2 separate regions of the Homo sapiens genome follow, and region 2 is linked to region 1. A link is an interaction called in ENCODE POLR2A ChIA-PET data of the cell type or tissue named here. Cell type or tissue: MCF 10A. All regions are shown on one strand. Each heading gives the region's core, and the rest is flanking DNA. Links, peaks and the distances in the headings are about the cores only. Region 1 holds the start of SERPINB5 (serpin family B member 5). Region 2 overlaps VPS4B (vacuolar protein sorting 4 homolog B).

The links. Peaks named below come from ENCODE experiments on the same cell type or tissue, not always from the same donor. Only the 100,000 strongest peaks of a DNase experiment are listed, where the experiment ranks them.
Region 2: POLR2A ChIA-PET joins it to region 1 with 15 read pairs; 3 of 35 experiments call an interaction of 5 or more read pairs at or near these places.

What each region holds. Positions count from the first base shown.
Region 1 is chr18:63,471,527-63,481,975 of GRCh38, reverse strand. SERPINB5 (serpin family B member 5) reads right to left here and starts at 5,018. Exons shown (of 7, transcript NM_002639.5): 1 at 4,931-5,018. RefSeq lists an enhancer at 5,070-6,269. In MCF 10A, for the core only: no CTCF peak of the experiment used is centred there; DNase peaks (open chromatin) are centred at 3,825, 4,735, 5,155 and 9,375.
Region 2 is chr18:63,405,957-63,416,405 of GRCh38, reverse strand. VPS4B (vacuolar protein sorting 4 homolog B) reads left to right here. Exons shown (of 11, transcript NM_004869.4): 2 at 4,828-4,939; 3 at 5,960-6,116; 4 at 8,907-8,974. It also overlaps the pseudogene LOC100422317. Among named protein-coding and RNA genes, the nearest start is that of VPS4B, 11 kb to the left of the region's middle. In MCF 10A, for the core only: no CTCF peak of the experiment used is centred there; DNase peaks (open chromatin) are centred at 5,415 and 6,825.

The DNA.
Region 1 (10,449 bases), core at 1,515-9,514:
CCATTGCAAATATACCACGAGGCCCCCTGAAGTCAGGTGGGCCTCTCACTTTTCTTTAAAGCCCACAACCTTACTCCTTCTCCCCTCAGGGCAGGGGCAAGGGCCTACAGGTGACATCACACCCCAGGGAAAGGTGACTGGCATTAGGTGTATACTGAGGTCAGCAGGGTATACTGAGGCAAAAATGAAAGCCTGTTGAGTGTTTCACCCAGTGTGCCTGCCACTGGGAAAACATAAAGAAACTCTTCACAAAAGGTTTGGGGAATCTGTGGACAGACTTTCAGAATAGGAAACCTGGCTTCCTTCCACAGCACATTTAATATTAGTAATGCCAAGTTCATCTACAAGTAAAACTCAACATGTACAAGAAGTAATGAGTTATTTCTTCACCAAATAGAGAAGCCTAAACCCAGATCCCTGAAAGCTTCTTAACACTTCCACCAGTGGAGAGCTAATCGCACTGATAATAATATGAAAACACACAAACTGCTTTAACAAACACAAGTAGCTCCTCCAAGCACGTATTTATTATCCTCCAAGAGAAACTAGAATAATTTTGCATAGTCAATAACAAACTATACTTTTAGTGATTTCCTTTGTATAGAAAGATGGTGTTTAAGATCTTAATGTGCTGAGGGAGTTTGGCTGCAAACACCTACAAATGGATCTTAGGAGTGGATCAAATGGTGAGGAGATGTTCATTTTACCATTTTATTTCACTAAAGCATTATTCATTCACTTGTCACAACATTTTGAGATACATTTAGTCTAAATGATTGTGGATACAAGATCATTGTGGCTTTTAGTGTAGTTAATTACACAATACAATTAATGCTGTGTTGCAATTCAAGGCTTAGATCCAGGTCCCTGTTGGAGATGTAAATCAGTGCACATCTGACATCCTAACATCTCTGGGGCTTTCTCTCACCATTGGCGGACCTTCCCTTTGAGTGAGTCCCTTCCTTTGCATGCTAATCCTCAGTGCATGAACGCAAAGAGATCTGCCTTCCTGTTCCTATGCTGACTGGCTCCTTTCTCAGAAAATTCTCCTTCATGTCTGGGAAGGTCATACAGCCCTTAGTATCTGGGGTCCCAGTGGCAAGAGCATTGTTTGATGCTGGCTAAAGGAAACAGAAAAGGTCTGTACATGGAAAAGGTTGTAGTTGCAAAAAATCACCCACTAAGTAATCAATCAAATACTGCCCGGTAAATCTGATCAGTGGCTCTGTGATTAGTCCCAAGTGACCTAAAAACACTATAAAGTTGATCTGGTCTGAGGTAGCTCAAAAGATGACTTTGGCCACAGTTGCCACATGACTGTGTTGCAAGACAATCAAAGCATTTAAACAAACCTCAGCAATGTTAACAATACATGACCTGGAAAAAATACAAACTTCCTACACAGACCATTTTGCATGATCAAATGCTATAAAATTGCAAGTACCAGAGTAGAGATTAGCAATTCCTATATAATAAATTTAATGTGCCTAATGACTTCTGTTGAAAGTGCTAAAATTGCTACAAATTTTTTTTCATTCTGTTGCCTTGTCACAAGGGTCTTCTTCCATTTCTGTGAAAACCCTGTAACCATTTTAACAAGGAGAACTTCGTTTATAGTTGCAATGTAGAAAACGCTACATCTTTCAGCACTTAAAAGTTTAAAAGGAACTTTATTTTAACCATAGGAAAGTGAGATAGATGGAAGTTCAAGCAGTAATACAAATGCAGTTTTAAGAACTTATTTCCAAGTACCTTGCTTTCGCAATCTGTGCAAATTATAAACCTTGAAAGTGGGACAAGATCTTGGAGAGGATCTAGGCTGGCCACACCTCTTCATTTTACAGATGAGGAAAATGAGGCAGACAAAGATGAAGTGAGTCTCCCAGGCCACCCACGCAGGGAGTGAGAGTGGCAAAACCAGACCTAGAATTCATTGCTTCTAGCTCCCAGCCTGGCACTTCCCCGCCACACCTGATCACCTGCTTTCTTGTTAATTGCATCTTTGCTGGCATTTGTTCTCTCAGAAGTCTCTCGAGTTCCAAAAATCCTGCATGTCCTGAAGTCTCCCCTTGAAGATATCAACATATCCTGCATGGTTTGTTCAATCGACACAAAACTTCTTCCCTATGATTTTCCTACTTGAAGAAGCCCTTGTTCCCTTTCTGCCACTTATGTTGTAAACTCTTGGTATGATGTTGCTTTCATCTAGTAAGTATTAACTGAGTACCTAATTTGTGTCAGGGTAAGCATTAAGAAAAGGTGAAAACGACATAGCCCCTGCCTCCAAGGAGCTGTCAGTTAGTGGTATGATGACTGTTTTAAGTGTTTTGATGAGCACCCAAGTCACTATGGGATCCCCAGGAGTGACAGACCCCCCATACTAGAAACCTCAGTGACACCTCCTCAGAGACAGTGACAACTGAGTAAGTCACATTAAAGGTGAGTCCTACAGGATAAGTAGGAGTTAGCCTTGCAAAAACGTGGGACAGGGAGAACTGACTCAATTCAGAGAGGCCCCAGTGAATGGAGACGCATGTACTGGGCTGGGGGTAGGGCCGTGCTCACTTCTCTAGACTTATAGCTTGTCACTGGTCTTTGTATGAAGATTTCCTAAGTTTTTTATGCATCTGAGCCAATGGTCCTCACATTTTTTGTCTTTAGACCATTTAGGTGAGAAAAAAGTCCTGTGGGTAGGATATATACATCCCACTTTGCCTGGGACAATCCTGGTTTATGTCTGTTGTCTTGACATTGATAACAGTGCCCCGTTTACTCTCAAACATATCCTGATTTGAACAATATATGTTCATTTTACTTATAGACCATCAACCACACTCTTCACCCACACATCACGGGCGTGCATATTTAAACAGAGCTATGAGTATAGTTTTTTCATCCCTTAAAACCTTAACTTTTGGCCGGGTACAGTGGCTCACACCTGTAATCCCAGCACTTTGGGAGGCCAAGGCGGGCAGATCACTTGAGGTCAGGAGTTCGAGACCAGCCTGGCCAACATGGTGAAACCCTGTGTCTACCAAAAATATAGAAATTAGCCGGGCGTGGTGGCACGTGCCTGTCATCCCAGCTACTTGGGAGGCTGAGACAGAAAAATCACTTGAACCTGGGAGGGTGAGGTTGCGGTGAGCCAAGATCGTGCCACTGCACTCCATCCTGGGTGACAAAGCAAGACTCCATCTCAAGAAAAAAAAAAAAAAAACTACGTTTTTACTGTGTCAGAGTATCGTAGATATCATTTAGCCTGGCCTGCCTCATTTTAAAGATGGAAAGACATGGTGAAAAACATCTCTCAAGTATTTGGTATAACCAGTCCTTAGGGAATGCCATGAGAAACCTTGCCTATTATAATATCAGTAATGGAATGCCAAAAAACACAACCTCTGTTGTCCACATTCTAAGTCTTTGAGGAGCAAAGGATGTGCAGGATTAAGAAAATAGGATATTTTGAAGTTTCTGCAATGTGAAAGACTATGAGGACTAAACGAAGTGATTAAGTGAATCAATGTATATGAAAAGTGCTTTGTGGGCAAGAAAGTACAATACAGCTATTAGTAATTGCTTTAATTTCCCATGGCAGGGGGGCGTCTGCTTTGCTCTGAAGCATCATAGCTGCTCCTGTCTCTTTAGAAGCCTGATCTTGACCACTGACCCAGCCCACTGTTGCCAAGCAGTAAACTTACAGCCAGACTCAGCCACACCAGAATGGCCCAAATCGCTGAGACTGCATAGCCCCAAAGTCAATCCACAACCCAGAGGGATTGAAGTGGCACAATTCAAGGCGTTAGGAAGCAAAGATATAAACCTGCTGACTCATTTCCTTTGGAGACTCCTTTCCTCAGACAGGCTTCATCTCCACCCATGAAGGAACTCATCGAACACTTACACTAACTGACAGGGACTGAGGTTTGGAACCCATTATCGAAAACCTCCCGGGAGATGTAGGGGATGAAAAAGATGGTAACAGAACCCACGGTGTTGTGGAAACATCCCGAGCTGCAAGTGTGAAGGCCTGATTTGATCTCAGCGGTGCTACTTACAAGCTGTGTGCCTTTGGACACCAGATCACCTCTGTGAGTTCTGCTCCTCATCTACAGAATGAGGGGGCTGGGCTGAAATATGTCTAAGAGCCCCCAGCTCTGAGGATCTGGTTACAAGTCTCTGGAATAGCCTGGCATGTTGGTTTTTAGTATGATATGCTTAAATGAAGCCATAAGAAAAAGTGTACAGCATATGAGTAAGAAACTACAAGCAGCTATTACAATTTATAAGTCCAAGAATATGCATCTGAAATGTGTAACTTGTTTAAAGTTATGCTGAAACCCAGAAAACTGAAGGGAGAATAATTTCCGCTTAGAAGAATGCAGTTGCAAGTAGATGAACAGCGATCTGATGCTTAAAAATGCCAAAAAGAAGGGCAGTCCATATGCCTAAATCTCAGCCTTACAACGTCAGCCAGGGAGAAGAGCCAGCCAGACCCACCAATACTTCTCAACTTTCCCCAGTTTGCGGGTACCACACCCTTTCTGAAACTAGCATTGCAAAATTCATTCTGAGTTCCAAAGTAGGCCTGAAAATGTCCTCAGAAGTATTTTCTCCTCCGTGAATCACGGTTGCACCCCTCTACCACCAAAACCTCCGAGCCACGTGACTTCTTCATATTCTTACCTTGTATGGTTAAGTGATTTTACTCCCTCTGCAGTGTTCCTGGTGCTCAAAGGGTTGGGAGCTGGAAATACTGCCAACATGGGGGATGAGAGGCGACAGTACTCAACCCAACAGCCCGTCTTTGAAAACAGCCCCAAAATGGACCTAAGTCCATTTTGTTCACCATCTCAAATCAGCTCAAATAACGATATTTATGAATTTCCCTGAAAAAAGGAAGTCACCAGCCCTGCTACCCCACCTTGCTTACCTGGAGTCACAGTTATCCTGGAAAATGCGTGGAAAAGGAACAGGCAAGCGAGGAGCACAAAGACCTGGATGTGGAGGCGACCGTGTCTGGGCAGAAGCAGCGGTGGCTCACCTGGGCAGCACCGCCACGCCCACTGCCAGCCCAGCTCCACGCCCCGCCCCGCCCCGCCTCGGCGGCACTCCTCTCCTACTCAAGCCTCTTGGCAGCTTGTCCACAATTGAAAGAAATGATTCAGGCTGAAGTTACTGTTGTCTGCACAGCTTCCAAAAGGCCTCCAACATGTTCGGGCAGGAAGGGGCTGTGAGTTACATGCATACGTACAGACATGCGTACGGCAATCCTCTCGGCCCACGCAGGACCGGAAGGTGAAATATTCGATGAAATAAAAGTAATGTGTGATGATAGTAACACTACAAATTTCTCAGACACGTTGGTGGCACAAAAAGTACTCTGATCTCCATTCTTTTTGTGTAAACTGCAGCAGCTCATTCTGCTAGATGCCAAGAGAGGTAGCTGCCCATTAAACAGAAAGACAATCAAAAAAGAAGGAATGGATATATGTATAAACACAGTGCCTACCTAAAAATTAGGTACTATTAGCAAAATATTTACTACCAAATTGGTAGGAGATATTGTTTAATGGGTGGCGCAGGAAGTTTCTTTTTAAAATCCTGTGATTAGGATTACTCAGGCCTGGCGCGGTGGCTCACGCCTGTAATCCCAGCATTTGGGGAGGTTGACGTGAGCGGATTGCTTGAGCCCAGGAGTTTGAGACCAACCTGGGCAACATGGTGAGACCCCATCTCTACAAAAAATGTAAAACAATAGCCTAGTGTGGTGATGCATGCCTGTGGTCCCAGTTACTTGGAAAGCTGAGACGAGAGGATCACTTGAGCCTGGGAGGTCAAAGCTGCAGTGAGCCGTGAGCTAACCACTGTACTTCAGCCTGGGTGACAGAGCAAAAGAAACAAAAAGAAAAAGGAGTACGCAGCTCTGCTCTGAAATCTCTTCGTGGAGCCTGTTCTTGTCCTCCTGTCTTCCCACAGCTTCTTCATTTGGCGGGACCTACTCCCTTCCAGCCGAATCAGTCTCAGGAAAGGACCTGAAACGGAGCTGGTTGCTTCTCTGCTGTGCTTATCTAGAATTCCCTATTGTACATTTACTACATTGTTTCATAATAATCTCTTACATTCTCCTATATGTGACTACAACAATGTTAAAGGTAAGTGCCAAACTTCATTCATTTTTATAACACCAAAGCTTGGTACAGACCTGATGTACAGTATGCAGTCAATAAGTGCTTGTTGAGTAATGAATAAGAGCAACTCGCTATATTAACTGACTAAACTAAGATTGATAACAGCTTCCCCTCCCCCATGTCCTGGGTATTTTAATGTTAACCAGAATCAAAGTCATAAACTAAGTGAACTCCAAAAACAGAATTTTAGGCATCAGTGGAGCAAGTGGAGGGAAGGTCATAGGTGAGGAGGTGTGGAAGGATGCTTCTTAAAAATTCTATTATCCAGCTGTAGGAGGGAAAATGAGAATTTGGGAGCAGAGTCATAAATTTGCAAACTAAGTCTAACCACTCATTGCTTGAGAAATCCTGAGCAAATTGCTTAATCCCTTTATCTTCAGATTCCTCATCTGTAAAATGAGATCTATATATAGTTCTCATTTGTCAATAAGATCGATAAAATGAGATATAGACAGAGATGGATGAAGAGACAATTCTTACATACTTTCTGACACATAGCATGTGCTTCCTAATGATGGCAATTAGTACCACTTTGCCCATTGGTTAGGTAGGCTCGGGGAATAGTGGACAAAAGACTGGAGCATGTTATTGACATTGAATTCACCACATTTATTGAATACCTGCTTCGTGCTTGCTACTGTGGTCTACAGATTTCAAGCGACTTGCATTTAAATGGTAGAGCCTCTCTATTCTCCTTTTTGAAGTTTTAATTCCCTCTAAAACACTCCTGTTCAGTGCTTGCTCAACCGGGGCAGAAACATTTCCAATGACAGGAATTCAACAATACCCAAGGAAGTTCTAGCAAAGTGAAATGCCTTTGGGTGATTCTAACTGGGTGAAAATTAGAGGCACCATTCGACTGGGGCTATAAGACATGTTCCCTCTCCCCAAAGGGTACAGTAGGAAGACAAGAAACAAAAGAAAGTATCTGGAGGCATGTAATAAGGGACTTAAGAGAGGTGCAAATGACAAAAGTAGTTCAGAGATGGGTGTGACCTTTTCAGTCTGGCTATGACTGGGGAAGGATCATGGAGGCAGCATCATTGGACATCAGGAGACCATTTAAGCCTGAGAACGGAGGTCCAGAGCTGGGATGATACAAGGTATATTGGACAGATATGTTAACAAAAGATTAAACAGAACATTTCCTGTCAAAAGCTTTCACTTGTTGAAGTATCTCTGGAGGTCAGACCCTGTACGTGAATGTTCTCACCCTCTCATTGAACCCAAGTAAGGCAAGGACTCACAAGTCTCAGGTGTAACATCATTGACAAAACACACTGTTGATTTAGGCAAAATTGCAGGAAAAAAAAAAGTGGTTCCCATTCAGTGGAAAGAGTATTAAAACTGTGATTCTATTTGACTGAGAAGACCCATTTCCCAGTAATATTCTTTTCCACGGCAGCCAAAATTTTAAGTTCTTTAGAATTCTACCTAAAAAGACACTAGAAAACAGAAAAGTGGGAGAGGATGGAGTTATACAAGCAGTTCACATTTTTTAAATTACAGAATTTCAAACTAGTTTCTGGAGAACATGCCTGCTGATTAATTTTAGGAAAGAGTGGCCTCAATAAAGTCTTCTGCATTCAATAGGTTTCTACTCTGCTTCCCTGTTTTAACTGGACATTTTGATTGGAGTCTGTGATTGACTGAATAAGCATTTTTTGAGTGTGTCAGACCCTGGGCAAGACCCAGAATAAGACCTAACTATGGATCTCAAGCCGACTACAGTTTAGCTTTGCATTTCTATAAGTCAGATACCTACACTAATTGTTATACTGTAAAAAAAAAAAAAAAAAAAAAAAAAAAACATACATCCTGAAGGAAATGCCTGGAAAGAACAAAGTTGTCATGTCAATTATGTTAACAAGTGGACTTAGAAGCATCAGACTTATAAGAAAAAAGGTTCTACTCATACTAATAACTCAGAGAGCAACAACATAAAAATAACAATATGGTGTTATTATCCTGTTATAATCTTCAGTCTCTTGCCTCATGAAAAGCTTTTTATGTGGGCCCATGAATAGTCAACTCCAGAGTATTTTTGATCTCCCTTCTTCTTGATGAACTTTGAACCTATAAGAAGCAGATATAAGGCCAGATTTTATAGTTTTCTATATGATATACTATACAATTCACTTATTATGTTTACTGTTGATGGCCTCCTTCAGCTGAAATCTAAGCAGATTTTTTTGGTCTGTTTTTTTCACTGATGTAGTCCAAGAACTTAGAATAGTATCTGGCACATAGTGGGTACTTAGCACATAGTGGGTAGAGAATGAATGAGTGGGAAATAACCCTACCCGACAGGAATTCAACTAAGGATGAATTCAACCCAAAATTTGAAGTCAGTTTGACATTTCCTTAAATACCAGCTACCTTTCCTCCAGTTCTCTTTGTATATGAAGACCAGTACATCTGATTCATCCCAAACACTTTACATTTGTAAAATAAATGATTCTTTTTTTTTTTTTTTTTTTTTTTTTTTTTTTTTTTTTTTTGAGACGGAGTCTCGCTCTGTCGCCCAGGCTGGAGTGCAGTGGCACGATCTCGGCTCACTGCAAGCTCCACCTCCTGGGTTCATGCCATTCTCCTGCCTCAGCCTCCCAAGTAGCTGGGACTACAGGCGCCCGCCACCATGCCCAGCTAATTTTTTTTTTATTTTATTTTTTAGTAGAGACGGGGTTTCACCTTGTTAGCCAGGATGATCTTGATCTCCTGACCTTGTGACCCACCTGCCTCAGACTCCCAAAGTGCTGGGATTACAGGCGTAAGCCACCGCACCCAACCAAATAAATGATTTATTTAAAAAAATTTAGTGACAAAGAATACACCTGTTTGTAGGAAAAAGCATTTGCTCTATAATTTCAAAAATAATCCATAATGTTTTCCCCTCTCTTTATTTGCCACAAAAACCATTTTATTGACTATATATTTAAAAGAGTAGATTTTTTGGAGGGGAGATACATAGCTCAAAGAATGAATTATTCATTCATTCATTATACAATTGTATGAAGCAATAACTTCCTCTAGTTCAACACAAGTAATCATTGGACTAAATATTTAATAACCTAGGAGACTGTTTTGTTGGTGCTTTTTCTTACCTATAGGTTGAAGCTTTGCAAATATTATACTTGATTACTCAGCATCGAGGCTGAGGGATGATTTGACACACCCAGCCACTCCCAGGAACAAATGAAAGGAGCTTTGTTCTAGCATGTGCCTCTCGCTTTCTCTCTCTCTCTCTCTCTCTGTCTCGCTCTCGCTCTCACTCAATCTCTCTCTTTTCCTAAGAGAAGTTTCAGCCACAAATTCTCAGCATTCTCCCCGGATTCCTACAAATCATCAAGTGATTTTTTTCTTCACTAATAAAGGTGATTCCCACTAATTCACATGATGCCTCTCCCATACAATAGTGGAATCATATTAGCTGTCCACGTTTCCAGCCATTCACAGTTGACTATAAAGGATCCTAACTAGTCACTGTGGACTATTATGTCTTTTCACTTGTGGAGAAACTGAGTCAGGGAAGATAAAGTGACTGCTTTAAAGTTTCTGACTGAGATGGAAAAAAAACTATTTTAAAAGCCCCAGATTTATAATTCTTTTTCCTAACTACTCTATTTTGAGGATTTATTTCATACTTTTTGTCTTTTCAACTTCTGGTGTTTGTCTAGAAGAAATTTTATATTAAATGATAAACTGTACTATATTACAGAAAACAGGCTGTGTGAAATTTTCTAAGAAGCAAACTTAAGAGAAAAAAAAAAAGACCACAGTGAAAAAAAATAGAGTTAAACAGGACCCCAGAGTTAAACCAAAACCAGATAGTAGAAGTGGCACAATTTGCCTCTAAAATGCTTCGTTAACCAGGCGCGGTGGCTCACACCTGTAATTCTAACACTTTGGAAGGCCAACACAGGAGGATCACTTGTGTTCAGAGTCTGAGACCAGCCTGGGCAACACAGCAACACACAGTCTCTATTAAAAATATATATGAATAAATAAAATGCTTAATACTATGCGTAAAGGCATATCTGAGCAAAAAATTGAGTGACAAATCCCTTAGGCCACTGCACTCCAACGTAGGTGACAAGAGCGAAATTCCGTCTCAAAAAAAAATTATTTTATATATTTTCTTCAAGTCCTCTAAATATCTAATTTGCTAATACAAAATTAAGCAACCCTTAAGTGCTTTATAACAAGAAGCAGAAGCTCCTAATTTCTACTGGCTTATTGCAACCTCTGCCTTCCGGGTTCA
Region 2 (10,449 bases), core at 1,607-9,606, 66 kb after region 1:
AGTATTATCTGTCTGAGACTGAAGAACTCCAGTCAGTAGTGAATGATAACAGCCAGGACCTCCAGAGGCTGCAGGCATAAATGAATGAACTCAATGCAAAAGTTCACCTATTGCAGGAGGAGCTACAGCTGCTGCAGGAACAGGGCTCCTGTATAAGGGAAGTAGTCCGGGCCATGAATAAGGAGAAAGTGTTAGTCAAGGTGTATCCCAAGGGCAAGTTTGTCTTAGATGTGGACAGAAACAGCAACATCAATGACATGAGACCCAATTGCCAGGGGGGCGCTAAGAAATGATAGCGACACACTGCACAATATCATACCCAGCAAAGTAGACCCACTGGTGTCACCAGTGATGGTGGAGAAGGTGCCAACCTTGATTTAAGAGATGATTGGTGGACTGGACAAGCAGATTAAGGACATCACAGAAGTGATCGAGCAGCCTGTTAAGCATTCCAAGCTCTTTGAAGCACTGGGTATCACACAACCCAGGGTGGTACTGCTGTACGGACCTCTAGGCACTGGGAAGACACTGTTTGCCTAGGCTGTGGCTCACCATACAGACTGTACCTTTGTTCATATCCCTGGCTCTGAATTTGTATAGAAATTCATCGGGGAAGGGCCAAGAATGGTGAGGGAGCTGTTTGTCATGGCATGAGGACCTGCCATCTGTCATCAGCTCCATCAGCTCCTCGCAGCTGGAGGGGGGTTCTGGAGGGGACAGTGAAGTGCTGCACATCGTGCTGGAACTGCTCAACCAACTGGACAGCTTTGAGGCCCCCAAGAAGATCAAGGTTATCATGGACCACTGCTTCACTCAGGGCACATCAACAGAAAAATTGAATTCCAGCTGGACATTTTGAAGATCCATTCTCTGAAAAGGAACCTGACCCAGGGGATCAACCAGAGAAAAATTGCCAAGCTTATGCCAGGAGCATCAGGGGCTGAAGTGAAAGTCATATACAGAGAAAGCAGCATATATGCCCTGAGGGAACGGCGAGTGCATGTCACCCAGGAGGACTTTGAGATAGCAGTAGCCAGCGTCATGCAGAAGGATAGAGAGTAAAACATGTCCATCAAGAAACTATGGAAGTGCGGGGATGTCCTTTGTATGGATCCCTCCGGTAAAGCTTTCTGGAATGAAAAAATAAAATAATTAGCTCTCCAGAATTAACCATAGAAGACATGGTTAATTTTATTTCAAATGAAAAATGCTAACAGACATGGTTAATTTTATTTCAGATGAAAAATGTTAACAGAAATAAGGTTGAAATGGTATTCATCAGCAGAAAAAAAACAGATGCATATCCTCTTAATTCATCGTCTTCGATTAAAGGTTTAACGTGTGCCACCCAGTACAGTGGCTGCATGTGGCTATTTTAATTACATAAACTCACTCCTCAGTCACACTAGCCACATTTCAAGTGCTCAGAAGCCATATACAGACATTCTCATCATCAGGGAAAGGCTGGTTTAATTAGCACTATGTTTGGAGCTAGATGCTTAAATAATACCCACTGCAGTATAAGAGATTTAACTTAATAAAAATCAGTGTGGTGCCTCAGTGAGGCCTGACTGAATGAGAGGAACAAGTGGCTGAAGAGGTGAGTGGCACAGCATTTCAAAATCACCTGAGAAGAAAATTATAGTTAGGATAAGAAAGAGCTTATTTCTAGGCCAGGCACGGTGGCTCACGCCTGTTATCCCAGCACTTTGGGAGGCTGAGGCAGGTGTATCACCTGAGGTCAGGAGTTTGAGACCAGCCTGGCCAACATGGTGAAATCCCATCTCTACTAAAAATACAAAAATTAGCCAGGCATGGTGGTGGGTGCCTGTAATCCCAGCCACTGGGGAGGCTGAGGCAGGAGAATCACATGAACCTGGGAGGCAGAGATTGCAGTGAGCCAAGATGGCGCCATTGCACTCCAGTCTGGGCGACAAGAGTGAGACTCCATCTCAAAAGAAAAAAGAAAAAGGATTTATTTCTGCTATGTGGCTTAACCACTGAGGCTTTGAGATGCATTTTTTTTTTTCTTTTTTGAGACAGAGTCTTGCTCTGTCACCCAGGCTAGAGTGCAGTGGCATGATCTCGGCTCACTGCAACCTCTGTCTCCCGGATTCAAGCGATTCTCCTGACTCAGCCTCCCAAGTAGCTGGGATTACAGGCGCCTGGCTAATATTTTTTGTATTTTTAGAGATGGGGTTTCATTATATTGGCCAGGCTGGTCTCGAACTCCTGACCTCAAGTGATCCGCCCTCCTCGGCCTCCCATACTGCTGGGATTACAGGCGTGAGCCACTGTGCTTGGCCTCACTCTGTCACCCAGGCTGGAGTGCAGTGGCACAATCTTGGCTGTGGTGCATTTTTATATGACCAGTCTGACCTAACCACCACTTGACTGTGTGACTCCATGTTTTATGTTCATATACTAGCTGATAAAACTTGAAAATTTAGCTTTGAATTTAGGCTACTTGACCTGTGAGATACGTAACTATTACATTTTATCAATTCTGAAGTAAACCATTTATTTTTCTTCCCTGCTACAATAGAGGAAGCATGGTCTTCCAGCGGGAGACCTGTTCCTCCCATTTACAGATCTCAGCCCAGTTATATCCAATCCATGCTCAACTGCCCCAAAATGTAATATTCTTACACATAATTGGTTTTTGCATTGTTTGAATGATTTTTTGCTTATGTTATATACTTACTTTTTAATATCTCTAACAACTGTCAATTTTCATTTTTTTTTACTGGCACCTATTTCTGTTGAATAGTTTTACTACCTAAATTAACCCAGTTGGAATGTTTTAATAAGTCATGTTTGCCCTTTATTTGTATGTATCTGTGCATAATTTTTTTTTTTTTTTTTTTGAGGTGGAGTCTCACTCTGTTGCCCAGGCTGGAGTGCAGTGGCATGATCTTGGCTCACTGCAACCACCGCCTCCCGGGTTCAAGCAATTCTCCTGCCTCAGTCTCCCAAGTAGCTGGGACTATAGGCGCATGCCGCTACGCCTGGTCAATTTTTTGTGTTTTAGTAGAGACGGGGTTTCACTGTGTTGCCCACGCTGGTCGCAAACTCCTGAGCTCAGGAGAATTTTAGTTTGAGATAATTGTAGATTCACACGCAGTTGTAAGAAATACTGAGAATCCAGCATTCCCTTTATCCAGTTGTCTGCAGTGGCAGCATCTTGTAGAACTGGGACAATATCACAACCAGGATATTGATATTGATACATTCCACCACTCTTACTCATATTTTCCCAGTTTTACTTGTCCTTATGTGTTTTTATGTGTGTGGGTGTGGTTGTTTGTGCAGTTTTATCACATGTAGATATGTGTTACATTTTGAGAGTTCTTTATGTATTCTCGATACTAGTTCTTTGTTAGATATGTTTTGCAAATATTTCTCCCAGTCTATAGATTGTCCTTTCATCCTTTTAACAAAATCTTCCAGAGAGCAAAAGTTTTGTCATAAGATCCAGTTACCTTTTTTTTTCTTTTATATAGTATGCTTTTGATGTCAAATCTAAGAACTCTGCGCATCCCCAGATCCTAAGTTTTCCATGTTTTTTCTAAAAGTTTTAGCTGGGTGCGGTGGTGTGGACTTGTGATCCTGCTATTTGGGGAGGCTGATGCAGGATGATCACCTGAGCCCAGGAGTTTGAGGCTAGCTTGGTCGACATAGTGAGATGGAGCCCCGTCTCAACAAATAAATAAGAATCAAAGTTTTGTAGTTTTACATTTAATTCTATGATCCATTTTTGAGTTAATTTTTGTAGGAAGTATTAAGTTTAAGTCAGAATTCTTTTAGGTGTATGCTTATGGATGTCTAGTTCCTCTAGCACCACTTCTTAAAAAGCCTGACTCGGTGCCATTGACTGGCTTTTTGCATCATTTTCAAAAATCTCTTGGCTTTATTAGTATGGATTTATTTCTGGGACTTTTTAAAAAAATGCCACAAAAGTAGTCCATGTTCCTTATGGACATTTTTTAGAAGATGTGAAAAAGTAGAAAATGAAAAATATATGTTTTATCAAAGATAAACTCTGTTTAACAATTTCCTTCCCATCTTTTTCCTGTGCTGCTTTTTTCTGCTGTTGTTTCAAATAAATTCCTGCTACATATAAAAAGTTGTGTCCTGCTTTTTAAAAATGCCCATTATTAACACTTTCCATATTATTACAAATATTTCTTAATGTTATTTTAGTGATCCTTTGGTGTTCTGTTTTGTGGCATCCTTTATGATTTAAGTTTCCAGGTTTTGTTTTTGTTATTTAAAAGACCTCTCTGATAATATCTGTGCTCAGTAAACCTTTTAGTTAATTACTGGATTGAAATATATGAGTATTTTTCAGATTCTTGATATTTCATTGCCCCATTGCTTCTGAAGAGGTTTCACCCCATTTACATTTCCACTATTGTTATATCTTTTAGATTAAAGCAGCATTTAATTTTTGAGAATTTCTCTAAATGCTTGTTTAGTTTGAATTTTCACATTCTATTATTTCTTATTAGCCCTAAATTTAACTTTAGCTAAGTGAAAATTACATGTAAATGTTAGCGATTGGTACTAAAGTAACATTCAGTAGCATTTATTCCTATAACATGTAATTTGCATCTTTTCAACTTGTAATTTATAATAAAATACAGTTGTGAGTTAGAAAAAAATGATTTTTTAGTTACTGTTTATTTTTTACTTATTTTTGTTTTCTTTCACAGCCCAGCAAGCTGAGAAGCTTTAAAAAAAAAAAAAACTTTCAGTATGATTATTTACTTCAAATTTATGTTTATGCTTTGATTTAAATGTTGTTATTTTGCCTCCCTCAAACAGAAAGCGATAGATCTGGCTAGCAAAGCAGCGCAAGAAGACAAGGCTGGGAACTACGAAGAAGCCCTTCAGCTCTATCAGCATGCTGTGCAGTATTTTCTTCATGTCGTTAAATGTGAGGCCATAGGTTATATTTTATTTAAAAACACGAAAAGGAAAATTTATTCTGTTTCATTTCTAAAAAATTGAAATATAATGCCAGACAATTCTAAACGATCCATTTGTTAAAAAAAAAAAATACTCCACTTTCTTTCTAGTGATTTTTAAGTATTGAGATGTAGCTAGCAAATGTGACAGCCATCATAGTTATTACTTTGTATATGTAAACATCTTAAAATGTAGTCTAGTCAGTGGAAAATAGGTTAGGAGACATTCTATTTGTGTCTTTACAGATATGTATTGCGTGTGTACCACGTGGCAGGCACTGGGGATACAATGGAAAGAAATGGTTAAGACCCCTGCCCTCATAGCTCTTAAATGGAATGCAGTTAGATGATTGAAGATGTTCTTTTGAGCTTCTCCCATTTAGTTCTGAGGTTTTATGTTAAAGTGAGACTAAGAATGAGTCATAACCTGTAAGCTATGTGGGGCTCATCCCATCTATTGCACGTGTTGCCAAAGTTCACTTTGAAAACAGCTCTGACAGAGGCCTTTGTGTAGTAAAATTTACGATGTTGGTATTACACAGAATATATGGGATTTCCATCACTTTACTCTTCTGAAATAAAGCTTTTGTAGACATTCATAGAAATGATTAATACTGCTTTCCTTCTATTTGTCTTTTTTATAATTGGGTTTGTCTAAGACAAGCAACTTTGAACTATCTGCAAAAATGTAAGGGAAAAATATGAAAGCTTCAGAATATTAAATAATTTCCTGTTAGTTAACATTAACTTAATATACCCTGCTGTCTTGCTTAGGTTGTTTCTGATTCAGACCCACTGTTGGTCTCCAACCCTGCTGGAGGAAGGGGTAGAAAAGAGGTGATAATCATTGGCTATGATGAGTTAGAGATGATCTTCCCTCCTTCTTCCAACATAGAATTTCCTTGTCTGAAAAAATACATATTTAAGAGTTCAAACCTTTCTACATAGAATACTAATGGAAAAAAATCTCTCTCATTTCCCTTTAATAGATGAAGCACAGGGTGATAAAGCCAAGCAAAGTATCAGGGCAAAGTGTACAGAATATCTTGATAGAGCAGAAAAACTAAAGGAGTACCTGAAAAATAAAGAGAAAAAAGCACAGAAGCCAGTGAAAGAAGGACAGCCGAGTCCAGCAGATGAGAAGGGGTACGTGTTTAAAATTGTTCAATTTTATTGTGGCTTTTTGCTTTCGATTTGTGAAATTTCTTTTGATTAAAACAGGTGTCAGCAAACTATGGCTCATGGGCCAAAGCTGCCCAGCTGCCTGTTTTTGGAATAAGCTTTATCAGAACACAGCCGTGCCCATTCTTTTACATATTGTTGTCTAGGGCTGCTTTCGTGCCGTAACAACAAAGTTGTGTGGTTGTGTGGAGACCGTATGGCCCACGAAACCTAAAATATTTACTTGTTTGGTCCTTTACAAAAAAAAGTTTGCTGACCCCTAGTTTGCCAAGTTGAATGGATAATATTCCTCAAACAACCCTTCCTGACTGCCTGCTAGTAGGAGGAGAGAATGCTTGTAGGAATAGTACTCAGTTACTCTCTGGCCATTAGCTAATATGGAAGCTTAAGGTTATAGGAGTGACCAGAGAGTTAAACCTTTGACCACATGGAAAAAATGAAAAGTAACTCCAACAATGTAAATTTTTTTTGGATATCTTATGCAAAATTTTTTGATGTGAATTTGTGTTAGATTTGCTTTATGTTGTCATTGTAAAGAAAACAACACAGCATAACTTATAAACGTTGAAACTGATTTTTGGCATGTCTTCCTAGATGGGGGATGTATCACTTCTAGATGCAGAATTTGTTTATTCAGTACATGACATATGCGTGCCAAGTTTGTGCTCAGCACTGGGAACATATTCTAACCACATCCTCTCTGGCTGTCCTATTAATTGATGCCAGTAGTTCCAGGTAACACACCCTTAAGAAAATGAGACTCTGGGATGGAGTTATCTGGCCTGCTTGGGTTTGAAAACAGCGAGATTCTGCTCAGCTTTAGAGGATGTGGTTCTCATTGTTCATGGTATGCAGTGGCGCAGGTTATTTAGACAATACCCTGTGGTCACAAGGAATGAAGTGCCTTTTAGGCAGTGCTTTGGGGCTTCGTGGCTGCTACCACAGACCATTTGGAAGTACATGAGGAATATAAGAACCAGTGTTGACTTGGCTGCTTCAAACTATGTGGCAGAGTTTGAAGGAAATGATAAGCTTAAGCTCAAGGTTTTATATTCTCTGTTCAAGATGTGATCGGGGAACCAGGGAGTTTCTGTGACACCCTAAGAACATGTTATCTTCTTCATCGATAGCACTGACTTAACAAAAATCAGATGATAGTCTGATCTTACAAATTACTGAATTCCAACTTAGGGTTTCTTATATGAAAGTGAGGACATTTGGTATAAAACAGGGACTCCAAACATGAAGTGAAAATATTGGGAAGAATTTAGTTGACCTTGACTGCCCAGGACCTCCAGCTGTCACTGAGACTCCCTTGACAGCAGAAGCTTCTCTTCCCTTGTCCATAGAAGCTCTTCTCTCTTGCTTGAAAACCCTGTAAGGATCTCTTCTGAGATGATTACCTGACAAGGCGATGCCAGTTTTTCTTTTGTACTGAACAGCAATCTTCGTTTACAGTAGGACCCACTTTGGCTAATTTAAGCAAAAAGGGATATATTATAGGGTATTACCTTACAGAATAGTGGGGCCAGGGAATCAGGAGAAATGGCCAACAGTACCAGGGTTGTTCAAGTAGGGATCCCACTGTTGCCAACTCCTCTGCTAAGCACTGATGGTGCTTGGGAGCAGGTAGTAAATCCTCTGCGCAGCTCCCTCAGCAAAACCAGTGCCTTCGCCTGAAGATTCTGTCTCCTTGTGAGCAGCCCCCACCTTCTTGGAAGAATTTAGGTCTCATGTGGAACCCTAGCTACAAGGGAGATGAGAAACGGCAGGGTTTTTTTTGTTTGTTTGTTTTTAATAAGGACAGCCTTTATAGTACTGGACAGCATGATAGAAAGAGGTTGGAGTGAGTGTCATGTGAATCTTTTGCAGTGTCTACCTCACCCACAGCCCCACCGTCCTATGATAACCAAGGCAATTCCATTTTGGCATAAAACATGTCATGCTTTTATCTCCCTTTATATGTTATTGTTTTAAAAATGATATAATGCCTTATTTTTGGCTTTATCACTTTTATACTTAACATTGTATCAGGAATATCTTTCCAATAAACTATTTCTACATCACGTTTAAATGTTGCAATGTATCCTGTCATATGCTAGTCCCTATAATATGAGTTACTTTTTCCCCTTTTGCAAACAGTGTGGGTGTGATTATCCTTATGGTCAAATGCTTGAACTTGTCTAAAATTATTTCCTCAAGATAAATCCCTAGATATGAATGAAATGCCTTGATCGACCTACTTGTTCTTTGGGTGTAGTTCATTGTCATCAGGAAGCTTCCTCTGTCCTTTGGAATCCCCAGACTAAGGGTTGTAGACCTTTGTACCTTAGTGTTCCAGATTTTTTTCCTCCTAATATGACCTCTTGTTCTAATTTATATCTTGCCCAGTCCTGATGTTTTTACTGTTGTTGTTTGCAGCTCTCCTGTGATTCATCTTGAATCCTTCATGGAGTGATGTGTGGGGCATGCATTTATGAATTAATACATACCTAAATATGTCATGGGAATTTGGAGCTAGTTCCTGACTTCATTCTGGTCTTTTTGTCCCTTTCTTTTACATGATTCTCTATTGATGATAACGTGACTGCTTCTTATTTACTACATTCTTTAAAATAAGTAAGCATAACTTTTAATGTAAATGTCTGATTTTGCCACTGAAATTACAAATATTTCAGGTTAATTTTTCCTTCATTTTTGCCTTATTTGATAGCAATGAGTGATCATTTGAATATATTAAATTCTTTTTATTAGGAATGACAGTGATGGGGAAGGAGAATCTGATGATCCTGAAAAAAAGAAACTACAGAATCAACTTCAAGGTTGCTTTAGATTTCATTTTTAAATTTACTATCCTATTAAAAAGACTCAAAGTGAATTGTCTATTTGAATTGTTTTTGTTCTCCCTCTATATTTAAATGAAGTTTAAGAACTGGCTTTGGTTCCCAATAGTCATGTGCTGGCTTTGTTTAGAGTGTTTTCTTAGGGTTTGCCCTCTAGGATCATGGTTTGGTCTTTTTTATGTAATAGTTTTGTTGGCTTCACATCTGCCTTTAAAAGGCTCTCAGTCAACTTGCTCTTTCTTTTTGTTTATTTGCCGCCTTTTAGAGAAGGTAACACTTATACTATTAGCACACTGCAAAATTTGATGGTATTAAAATTTACTACTGTGGGAGAAGTTAGGACTTACACGTGGCTTTTATTGCCGTTGCTGTAGCTCACTTATTGATGGTTTATTTTGTTTCTTAACTGCTCTTCATCTGCTTTTCAGTGTTCCTGTTTACATTTAATTGTTTAAGCTTTCTGTGTTTACCATCCACACCTGTAAAGCCCTTTCATTCTGTTCTACTATAGCACAGTGGCATAACAGAGGGGACATAGGTTTTTGGCTCCATTCAGATCTTGATTCTGTTCAAGGGTCTGCCACTTAGAACTTTCTAATTGTGGGCAAGTGACTGAATCTCTCAGAACCAGCGTCCCCCATCTCTAAAATAGAAATGAGCAATAGCTTCCTTTCAGGGCTTTTAAGATTAATGACAGTGTAAAAACTACCTCATATATCTGACGAAGTCTAGGGACTCAATAAATGGTAGCACTGTTTATCTAAAAAGGCATCTATTTGTTGGCTGGCTTTGTTAATCACTGAGATTTGATTATTCTTCGAAATAAATTATCTAACAATTTTTCAGATTGAATTTTTTGCTCACCCATTGGTAGTATGTATTTTGTTCATTTGAATCTTACCAAATAGAATGCATAACTGGGAAGGATTTCCATTTTATAGGTTCAGCCTTGGTTACTGAATAGTGAAAATACTTACCTGAGCCAAACTTTTAGCCTTGCTATACTAGTGTCTTCGTTTTGGTAGTATTTTTGTCTTGCCTACCCTACTGGGATGTCTAGGAAAACACTGTAAGGATAATGTGTTGACAACAGACCAGGTAATGAATAGAGAACATCTTTAGATGCCAAGAACTTCAGTGGTAGATATAGTCCAAGGGCAAAATCTTGAGTTTACACTCAAGCGTAGTGGTGTCCCCACCACCTGAAACTACTGGCACACACTGCGCACTCAGTTGGCATTTATTGGGTAACCCAGTGGGTCTGTGCCAAGTGGCCTTATTCCAGTTGTAAAGCAAGACACTTTTTTTGTCTGCTCTATTGGATTTGGTTTTGTTTCCCTCTCCCTACCCTGCCCCAGGTAAAAATCAGTTGCATATCTTTAATTTTCGAAAAGATACATTTTTTTTTTCTTTTTTGTTTTTTTGAGACAAGGGTGTCGCTGTGTTGCCCAGGC